Linked DNA regions of Homo sapiens: region 2 is linked to region 1. The links are chromatin contacts, found by Hi-C or POLR2A ChIA-PET in ENCODE. All regions are on one chromosome and are shown on one strand. The core of a region is the stretch at or near the end of the contact, and the rest is flanking DNA. Distances in the headings are between cores, read along the strand shown. Region 1 overlaps TTI1 (TELO2 interacting protein 1). Region 2 overlaps LOC105372606 (a long non-coding RNA gene).

Region 1 (4,544 bases), core at 1,179-3,678:
AAAAAAAAAAAGCCAGCTCCCCCAAAGTCCCTCTAGTTAAGTAACTTCAATGGATAACAAATGTGCAAATCATATTTGTGGTGTGGGAGGAGGGCTTAGCATACCAGGAGCTAAAAATAAGACAGTGTCCCTGAGGGTAGGCGTTGGATTACAGACAACAGGTCAGATCAGCCACACCCCCATCTCAGCCAACTGCAGTGGCAAACTTTGCTGATTGAAATTCTCAGTCTCCAGGATGTCTCCCGGCATGCCCTGGGCCTTCACAGTTCTGTGCCTTTCTGTCCAGGTAGCTTTTGCCTCCTGTACGTGAAAGGAATTTGAAAAGAGAGCATACACCCCAAATTTCTGTTTGTCCTTCAAGTCCATACATGTACTTAGCCTAGTTGAACTCCATTAAAACCATACTCCTTGGGCCAATCTCTTAGCAGACTCTGAGACTCCCTGGCTTTTGCAGTGAGGTTTTATATCATCCAATGAGCCTTTTACCCTGGGCTAAAAGGAAACAAAACTAGACAATACTTTTCAAATTTTTGAAAAGATGAAGTCAGGCCGTGTGCTGTGGCTCACGCTTGTAATCCCAGCACTTTGGGAAGCTGAGGTGGGAGAATCACCTGGGCTCAGGAGCTCCAGGCCAGCCTGGGCAACATAGCGAAACCCTGTCTCTACTGAACATATAAAAATTAGCCAGGCGTGGTGGTGTGCACCTGTTGTCCCAGCTACTTGGGAAGCTGAGGCAGGAGGATCACCTGAGCCTTGGAAGGTTAAGGCCATAGTGAGCCGTGATCACACCACTGCACTCCAGCCTGGGCAACAGAGTGAGACCCTGTTTCAAAAAAAAAAGAAGAAGATGAAGTCAGTGCCCAACAAGTCTCATAATAGAAAAATAAAGCTTTTAGGATGCTTGGCCTCCACCCCCAGTCCTACTCCCACCTGCTAACCCCAGAGCCCAGATAGGGATGCAGGGTGCCAGCAGGTGGTGACCAGCTGGTGTACCTTCTGGCCACGCAAGTCCTGGATGCTGTTATTGCTGTAGCCCCTGATGGGGCGCTGGGGAGGTTGCCATTCCAGCTCCCTCTGCCTCGCCATTGTGTGTGAGAGAAAAAGTAGCAGTCTTGCTTTGGACAAACCGAGGTTCAGATCTTACTGGCCATGTGACCTTGAGCAAATGATTTAGCTTCATTTCATTTTCTTCCTCTGTAAACTGGGGGTGATGAAAACTCCATTCTCATAGGGTGCTTGTGGATGAATCACGTTAGTATGTCCAAGGAGTCTCCAGGTACTGTTCTAGGGACTGGAATTAGAGGGAACAAGATAGGGGCCTCTACCCTCTGCTTATGTTCTGAAGGTATATTTACATCTGTGTACACACCTATGTGGGGTACATGTATGTAAATTTCCCAAATATGTTATACATGATGTGTATGTTACTCATACACATAGACACTGGCCACAGAATTTCTAGTTGTAAGCCTGCTTCATCCTTACTAAAATCTGAACTGGGGATTTCACCTCAAAAGGATCTTTTTCATGTTAATTGTGCCACCACTGTTTGCAGAAGTCAGGACCGGGTTTGAAGGTTCATTTACAGACTGACTTCCCTGCTCTCTTTCTAGCAGTAGGATCCCATCCCATCAAAGAACCAGCTGGTGCCTTCAAACCCTGGACGAACACAGACCGGCACAGGCTCATTCATTTCATCCCTGTCAGAGCCCCAACTCCTCTCTTTACCCACACATGAGCCTATTATATTTGAACGGATGAGGAGCCACAGAGGTGATCCATTAGTTCAGCTGAGCTTGAAATTAGTAGCTCATCCCCTTAAATGGTGTGGGCAGTTTGGCTGAGCTTGGACTGCAAAGCTGTTCCCCCTTGGATTGCACCCAGCATGGAAATGAGGACACACCTAATATTTTTTCCTTTTGACACTTGATTAATAGTTGACAAATCCAAACCCAAGTAGTTAGCTTTCCTATTATCCATCTTTTGACAGGCATTGCTGGTTTTCTTTTTGAGTCCCATTGTTCTAAAAATACACTCAGATCTGGAGCTGTTCACTGTGCATATATAGGCCTGATTTCATGGTGTCAAAGATAAGAGACATCTGGCAGGCAGATTACAAACAAAGTGGGTTGCTGGGTTTCAGAACTGAAGGCAGGGACCTCTGGGCTACTTAAATCTACTTAAATTCAGTGCTGCCAATTCTGTCCCTTCTTCCTTGGTGTTGTCATGTCACTGATAACCTGCCAGGGTCAACCATCTTACCACCCGGTAGGAAAGCCAAGCGTGGGGTGTGTGTGCACAGTGCATGCCGTGCCAGGTTGGGAGCAGAATGTTCTCGATGACAGATCGAGCCTGGTCGCAGCACCGCCTGCACAAAGTGGGTTTTGGTCATCAGAGGCTGTGGTCGACCACAGGGTAGTCATTTCCTCATTCTGCAGGCTCTGTCATCCCTCTCGAACACCTCAGAGGCGTGGAAGTAAATGTTGTCTCAGTACTGAGTAAATAAAGTAGCCAGGGAGATGATCTCTATTTGTCTTATTGTATAGATGTATTTTAAAAGATTTTTATTGGGTCTCTTATGATGAGCCAAGTGCTGTGTTGAGAGTTGAAGATTTTCAGAGATAACTACCAAGGCCTCACATTGTTGTTCAATAACAAGATAACCTTGGCAAATTAATTCACTTCTCAAAGTCTCTGTTTTCTCATCTATAAGACCGAAAAAAGCATGTATGTTATTTTGCTTATTTCACCTACTACAATGACGACAAGGATTCAGTAAAGTCAGGTAGCACAAAATACCACCACAGAGTAAAAGTCACTAAATAGTAGTTGTGAATCATTATTTAAATTTCTTCTTATTCCGAAAATGACTTGGAACATCTTATAAATTGTTTGCAACAAAGAAAAAAGGAAGGAAGTGAAGAAATTTTTTAAATGGAAAAATAACAGCAAAAACAAGATGAGACCGAGTTGAGGTTAATATAGACAATACAGTTAGAGCCCTGCACCCTTGCTAGAGAGGAGCTTTCAGAGTGGCTCTGTGCTTCCTGACAGACAGCAAAGAGGAAAATGGTACAGGAAGTACCTGAATAAGAGTTTTTAAAAAGAAAAGGAAAGAAAGCTTTTCAGAAAGAAGCATGGCTTTCCTTATTACTGACGCTTGAGGAAAATTTCTCTGTGGGTCATCTTAAAAGAACACTGGGTACTGTTGTGACTAATATCCTCAACGTCCTTGCAGTAAATACAGAAGGACATTTCCTAGAGCTGTTTCTGAAGGCATCCGTGAGTGGAGGCTGCTGGCTTAGTGCCAGAGCACAGGTTACAGGAAAACAGTTCAGGCAGGAGGTGGGCAAGCCTACCTAGGCTGCTATGAAGATGTCTTTATCTTCAAGGGTACATACCTTCCAGGGAGGGGCAGGAAACAATGTGGCCCGAGAGTGCAGCCAGCTGGGGGAAAGGTCCGAGTCAGCCCTCATAGTGCTCAGCACAGAATGCCACTTTGAAATCTGTGCCCAATACACTGTCGTGGGATCTAGGCTTGCAGGGTTCCTGGAGGCAGGAGAACTGGCCAGATGGAAAGGGCTGCTTTTAAATCTCGCCCCAGTGGGATGTAAACCCTCCTAGATTCTGGCTTATTTTTGAATTGTCTATAACAGATTGGACCTCTCAGCGCCATATCCTTTTAAATATGCACAAAGCAATGGAATCATTCCTCTGCATTTATGATACTTTATCTTGTGGCACTTCAGAGGTATGGTTAGCATCATTTGCTTCTACTGGTGTTTACGGTTTTAAGTCCTGCCCATGTTGCATTTAAATATTTTTGATATGGGTCTCTGTGTGAGTATGCATGTTGGCGTTAGATCGATAGATGAATGGTTTTGAACAGGTAAACATAGTTAAGTCAAACGAGCATGTATAGCTGCAAAGGTAATTGGTAGTATTTATTTGGAGAGTAAATCGTTGCTTCAAGTCATAATCCTCCATTTCCAACATTTAGAAATAAAAAACGACCTCCGTGCAGGGGAAGATAGCTAAATTGAATAGCAAGAAAGGACAGGCTTGAAATACTGGTTAACCAATGAACTGAGACCCATTAGAGTAAATTACCAAGTATAGAAACATAGCCCCACTGCTTGCTGGCTAGGACGCATCAACACCCTGAGCATCCATTTGTTTAAAAGGAAACACACAGCCTCCTTTGCAGCATCAGCATGCACAGAGTGATGGGAGAAGAGATGGCCAGAGAGGAGGAGAGTGTGGAGGCTGTGCTGCCAGAGAGGGAACAACGGGAACACCAAAATAACTTAGTGAGTATGCCTGCTTTCCCACAAGTGAGCTTACTTTCCCACTGCATTTAACCATGCCCACATAGAGAGAGCCTGTATCGTGTTCCTAAGGAGACATTTCTGAGTAACTTCTTTAGAAGCCCCAAATAAGTAAGCAAACAAACAGATCACAAAGCCACATGTTCTTTACCACTGGCATTTACCCTGATGGCTCATGAGAGCATTTTATAAATCCAGAAAGAGACGGAGAACAGC
Region 2 (4,544 bases), core at 1,017-3,516, 650 kb after region 1:
TGGCTCATGCCTGTAATCCCAGCACTTTGGGAGACCAAGGCGGGCGGATCACAAGGTCAAGCGATCGAGACCATCCTAGCCAATATGGTGAAACGCCGTCTCTACTAAAAATACAAAAATTAGCTGGGCGTGGTGGCACATGCCTGTAGTCCCAGCTACTCGAGAGGCTGAGGCAGGAGAATTGCTTGAACCCGGGAGGTGGAGGTTGCAATGAGCTGAGATTACGCCACTGTACTCTGGCCTGGCAACAGAGCAAGACTCCATCTCAAAAAACAAACAAACAACAACAACAAAAAAAAAAAACACGAAAAACAAAAAACAGAACACCTAACTAGTATTCCTCAAAACTGTCAGGGTCATCAAAAAAAGAAAAGTCCGAGAAACTATCAAAGCCAAGAGGAGACATGATCCTGGGACAGAAAAAGGACATAGGTGCCAGGCGCAGTGGCTCATGCCTGGAATCCCAGCACTTTGGGAGGCCAAAGCAGGTGGAACACCTGAAATCAGGAGTTCGAGAACAGCCTGGCCAATACGGTGAAACCCCATCTCTGCTAAAAATACAAAAATTAGCCAGGCTTGGCGGTGCATGCCTGTAATCCCAGCTACCCAGGAGGCTAAGGCAGGAAAATAGCTGGAACCCAGGAGGTGGAGGTTGCAGTGAGCCGAGATCATGCCACTGCACTCCAGCCTAGGTGACAGATCGAGACACTGTCTCAAAAAAAAAAAAAAAAAAAAAAGGGGACATTAGGCATTAGGGAAAAACTAAGGAACTCCATAGCAAATATGGACTTTAGTTAATAATAATGTATCAATATTGGTTCGTTAATTGTAACATACTATACTATCATGGATATTAATAATCAGGGATTCCCTAGCAAGCCCACTTGAGAAAAAAAAAACTTAATATAACAATAATAATAAGGGAAATTGAGTGTGGGGTATGTGCCATGTTCTAGAGCAAAGGACTGAATTTTCGGACAGGGAGGAAGTTAAGACACTTGTCTGTAAACATTTCCTTCTAAACCCAGGGAAACTTAGGACCAGAGAATAGAAGTGACTTGCCCAAACTCAAACTGCAAGTTTATGACAGAGCCTGGACTAAGATCAAGCTTTCTCAATGTCACAAGAATTCAGTAACAGCCTACTGTATACAAGGCACCAGCCTAGGTCCTCATCATGGTGAAGGCTGGTGGGGAGGTTCAAAGATTTGTCCATGGGTCAACACCTCCCCAAGGCCAGGTCTCCAGGGACACAGACTCTGCCCTTTGAAGGCTCCAAGCCAGAAGAGGAAACAGACCCTGAAACACTATGAGCAGGAGGGCCAGAGAGCGACACACTTTGGTATCCAGGAGACCCAGCCCCACTGCCTGCAACCCTGCAACCTCCCTGTGCCCCACTGAGCTGCTCAGTAAAATGGAACTAAGGATGGTGCCAACTGTCAGTGATGCTGAGAGGTACAACAAGGAGGTGAAATGTGAGACCCTGTGCATTGTGGACACCCAATAAACAGTGATTCTTTTTATTTTTAAGTGTGTTCTGAGTGCTACAGGAGTTCGGGGGTGGGGAGCATTTGTCAGTTTGCCTTGATAGGGGATTCTCGGAGAGTTTACCAAACGAGGGACATTTAGATTGAGTCTCTGCTGGGTGCAATGGCTCACGCCTGTAATCCCAACATTTTGGGAGGGTGAGGCAGGAGGATCACTTGAGCCCAGGAGTTTGAGACCAGCCTGGGCAACACAGCGAGGCCCCGTATCTACAAAAATGATTAAAAATTAGCCAGGCATGGTAGGTGTGCCTGTACTCCAGCTACTCAGGAGGTTGAGGCAGGAGGATCACTTGAGCCCAGGAGTTTGAGGCTGCAGTGAGCCATGATTGTGCCACTACACTGCAGCCTGGGCAGCAAAGCAAGATCCCATCTCCAAAGTAAAAAAATAAAATAGATTGGGTCCTGAAGGATGGAAAGGACTTTGCCACACCGGAAGGATGTGAAAGCTGCGGTCCCAGCTTTCAGTTCTCACAGTCTGGTCCGAGAGAGAAGGGGACACGTCAAGCCACCCTCCCAGGGGATTCCCACGCAACAGGACCTCCCCATTTCCTGGCCTGGATGGCTCCTTTCTGGCCTGCCTGGCCTCTGAGATTCACCAGTGCCTGAGCCAAGGCCACAGACAGCAGGGGAGGGGCAGGGGTGGGGGCACGCACCAGGGCTGAACAAACCCAGGGCTCATCTGGAAAGGAAACCAAACCCTGCCTCCCACTCACCAGCTGAGTGTCACTTGTACAGCTTCCTCCTTCTGTTCCTGTTCAGGAATTACCCAGGCAGGGCTCTGTGGTGGGGCTGGGGGACGGGGGGCTGGTGGGGGAGTGGGGCTGCCCCAGAGGCGGAGCCTGGAGCCTCCTTGGTCTGCTCTGGCCACGCCCAGACTCATCCCCTCTGGCTGGCTGGCCTGCTCCCAGACCCATTTCTCTCCTCAGCAGGCCAGGTTTCCTCCCTCCTCCACACACCTGCCCACGCAGTACCACCATCTCCTCTCTGCTGGTCCAAGCCCCACTCCCCTTTGGCCCAACCCCGGCCCCTCCTGGAAGTCTTCCACAGAGATCCCTCCCAGTCTTGCCTTCCTTATCGTCTTTATCCATTCAGGCCTGCATGTCAGCTCCTGTGCTGGAGCTGGGGACAGACAAGTGAGCAGTGAGTGACCAAGACTGGCACCGTCCCTGCCCTTTGGACCTGGAGCCTCTAATCCCTATGTCTCGTGTGTCCCGCATGCTTCATCCACACCCCAGTGGGAAATCGGAAGCCAGGACTGCAGTCCTGTGCAGCCTCTGAACAGTGTGGCCTTGGGCAAGTCCCTTCCCCTCTCTGGTCGGAGTGGTTTCCATAGCTGCTAAGGGAAGCAGTGCGATGTCCAGGGGGCAGGCTGGAGGGATGGTGATGTCTGCTCCCCCAACCCTTCCTGCCCCAATGTAATGCCCTGCAAATAAAGTTTCCCTCCAAGTGGAACTGGTAAAATGCACACACGGGGCTCTGACTCATCAGAATTTTTTTGCAGAAACAAATATAGGGGTCAGTGGGAGGGACCTGCCGGGTGGCTGAACATCACGGTTAAGAGCAGACCTGGGTTTGAATCCTGCCTCGGTAGCTGTGTGGCCTTGGAGGTCATTAACCCCCGACTCTCACTTCTCTCATTGGTAAAACGGGGATACTTGTACACACCTCATATGGCTGTGTAATGACACACATGCTAGATACCCAGTGAATGCATATTATTATCATTTCTGGTGCAGCCGGACAAGTCCATTAATAAAGTAGATAATTATGACGGCCTTAAAATTAATAATGTAGATCCACATAACTTTTATTTTCTTTTTTAGTTCTTTTGAGAAAAGGTCTTGTTCTGTTGCCTAGGCTGGAGTGCAATGGCACAATCACGACTCGCTGCAGCCTCAACCTCCGGGGCTCAAGAGATCCTCCCACCTCAGCCTCTGAATAGCGGGGACTACAGGCGCACACCACCACGCCCAGCTAAAGATTCATATGTTTTGACATGGAAAGAGTTCATGTCATATTAGTAAATTAAAATATTATAGCATTAATGATGTAACTATTTCTGTCTTTTAAAAAAGTGGGCACAGGAAAAATGGAATAAACACTTCCATGATACTAGCAGTTGCCCTGGGGGTGGGGGATCACCGATGAGCTTAATAATTTTTTCTTTTATGCTTGTCTTTATTTTTTACGTTTTCTTCTCTCTCTCTTTTTTTTTTTTTTTTTTTGAGACAGTTTTGCTTTTGTCACCCAGGCTGGAATGCAGTGGCGCTATCTCGGCTCACTGCAACCTCTGCCTCCCAGGTTCAAGCCATTCTCCTGCCTCAGCCTCCCAGCTAGCTGGGATTACAGACATGCGCCACCACACCTGGCTAATTTTTGTATTTTTAATAGAGATGGGGTTTTGCCATGTTGGTCAGGTTGGTCTCGAACTCCTGACCTCAGGTGATCCACCCGCCTCGGCCTCCCAAAGTGCTGGGATTACAGGTGTGAGCCACTGCGCCTGGGCATTTTTTAAGTTTTCTACAGTGAGCTAATGTTGCTCAGGCAATAGAAAATAGCTTAAGTTAGTTTTATGTATTTATGTGTTTTTTAGACACAGGAGGTCTCATTCTGTCACCCAGGCTGGAGTGCAGTGGCATCATCACAACTCACTGCAGCCTCAAACTCCTGGGCTCGAGGAATCCTCCCACCTCAGCCTCCAGAGTAGCTGGGACTAGAGATGAGCGCCATGACACCTGGCTTGCCTTCCTTTCTTTCTTTCTCTCTCTCTTTCTTTCTTTCTTTCCTTTCTCTTTCTTTCTTTCTTTCCTTCTCTTTCTTTCTTTTCTTCCTTTCTTCCTCCTTTCTTTCCTTTCTTTCCTTCCTTCCTACTTTCTTTTCTTTTCTTTTTCTTTTTTTTTTTAAGAGATAGGGTCTCACCATCTTGCCCACACTGATCTTGAACTGGGCTCAAGTGATCCTGCCACTTCAGCCTCCCAAGTAGCTGGGACCACAGGCG

Evidence for each region. Hi-C counts contacts between places; a loop is a spot of excess contacts on that map. ChIA-PET counts read pairs that join two places held with the same protein, here RNA polymerase II (POLR2A). Pooled maps may share reads with other maps.
Region 2: a pooled map shows a loop between it and region 1 (4-fold over the local background). The contact joins two enhancer-like sites. A Hi-C loop is called at or near these places in 2 of 50 pooled maps. POLR2A ChIA-PET finds 5 or more read pairs at or near these places in 2 of 52 experiments (HepG2 and activated CD4-positive, alpha-beta memory T cell).

The regions. Positions count from the first base shown.
Region 1 is chr20:37,988,580-37,993,123 of GRCh38, reverse strand. The region is part of intron 7 of TTI1 (TELO2 interacting protein 1); the gene reads left to right. Among named protein-coding and RNA genes, the nearest start is that of TTI1, 43 kb to the left of the region's middle. RefSeq lists an enhancer at 2,460-2,539. Within about 2 kb of position 2,428, at least 24 of the 41 ENCODE cell types and tissues checked have a DNase peak (open chromatin) inside an H3K27ac peak, as active enhancers do.
Region 2 is chr20:37,334,418-37,338,961 of GRCh38, reverse strand. It overlaps LOC105372606 (a long non-coding RNA gene), which reads left to right. Exons shown (of 2, transcript XR_936699.2): 2 at 1,029-1,522. Among named protein-coding and RNA genes, the nearest start is that of SRC, 9.4 kb to the left of the region's middle. RefSeq lists an enhancer at 2,143-2,642. Within about 2 kb of position 2,266, at least 15 of the 41 ENCODE cell types and tissues checked have a DNase peak (open chromatin) inside an H3K27ac peak, as active enhancers do.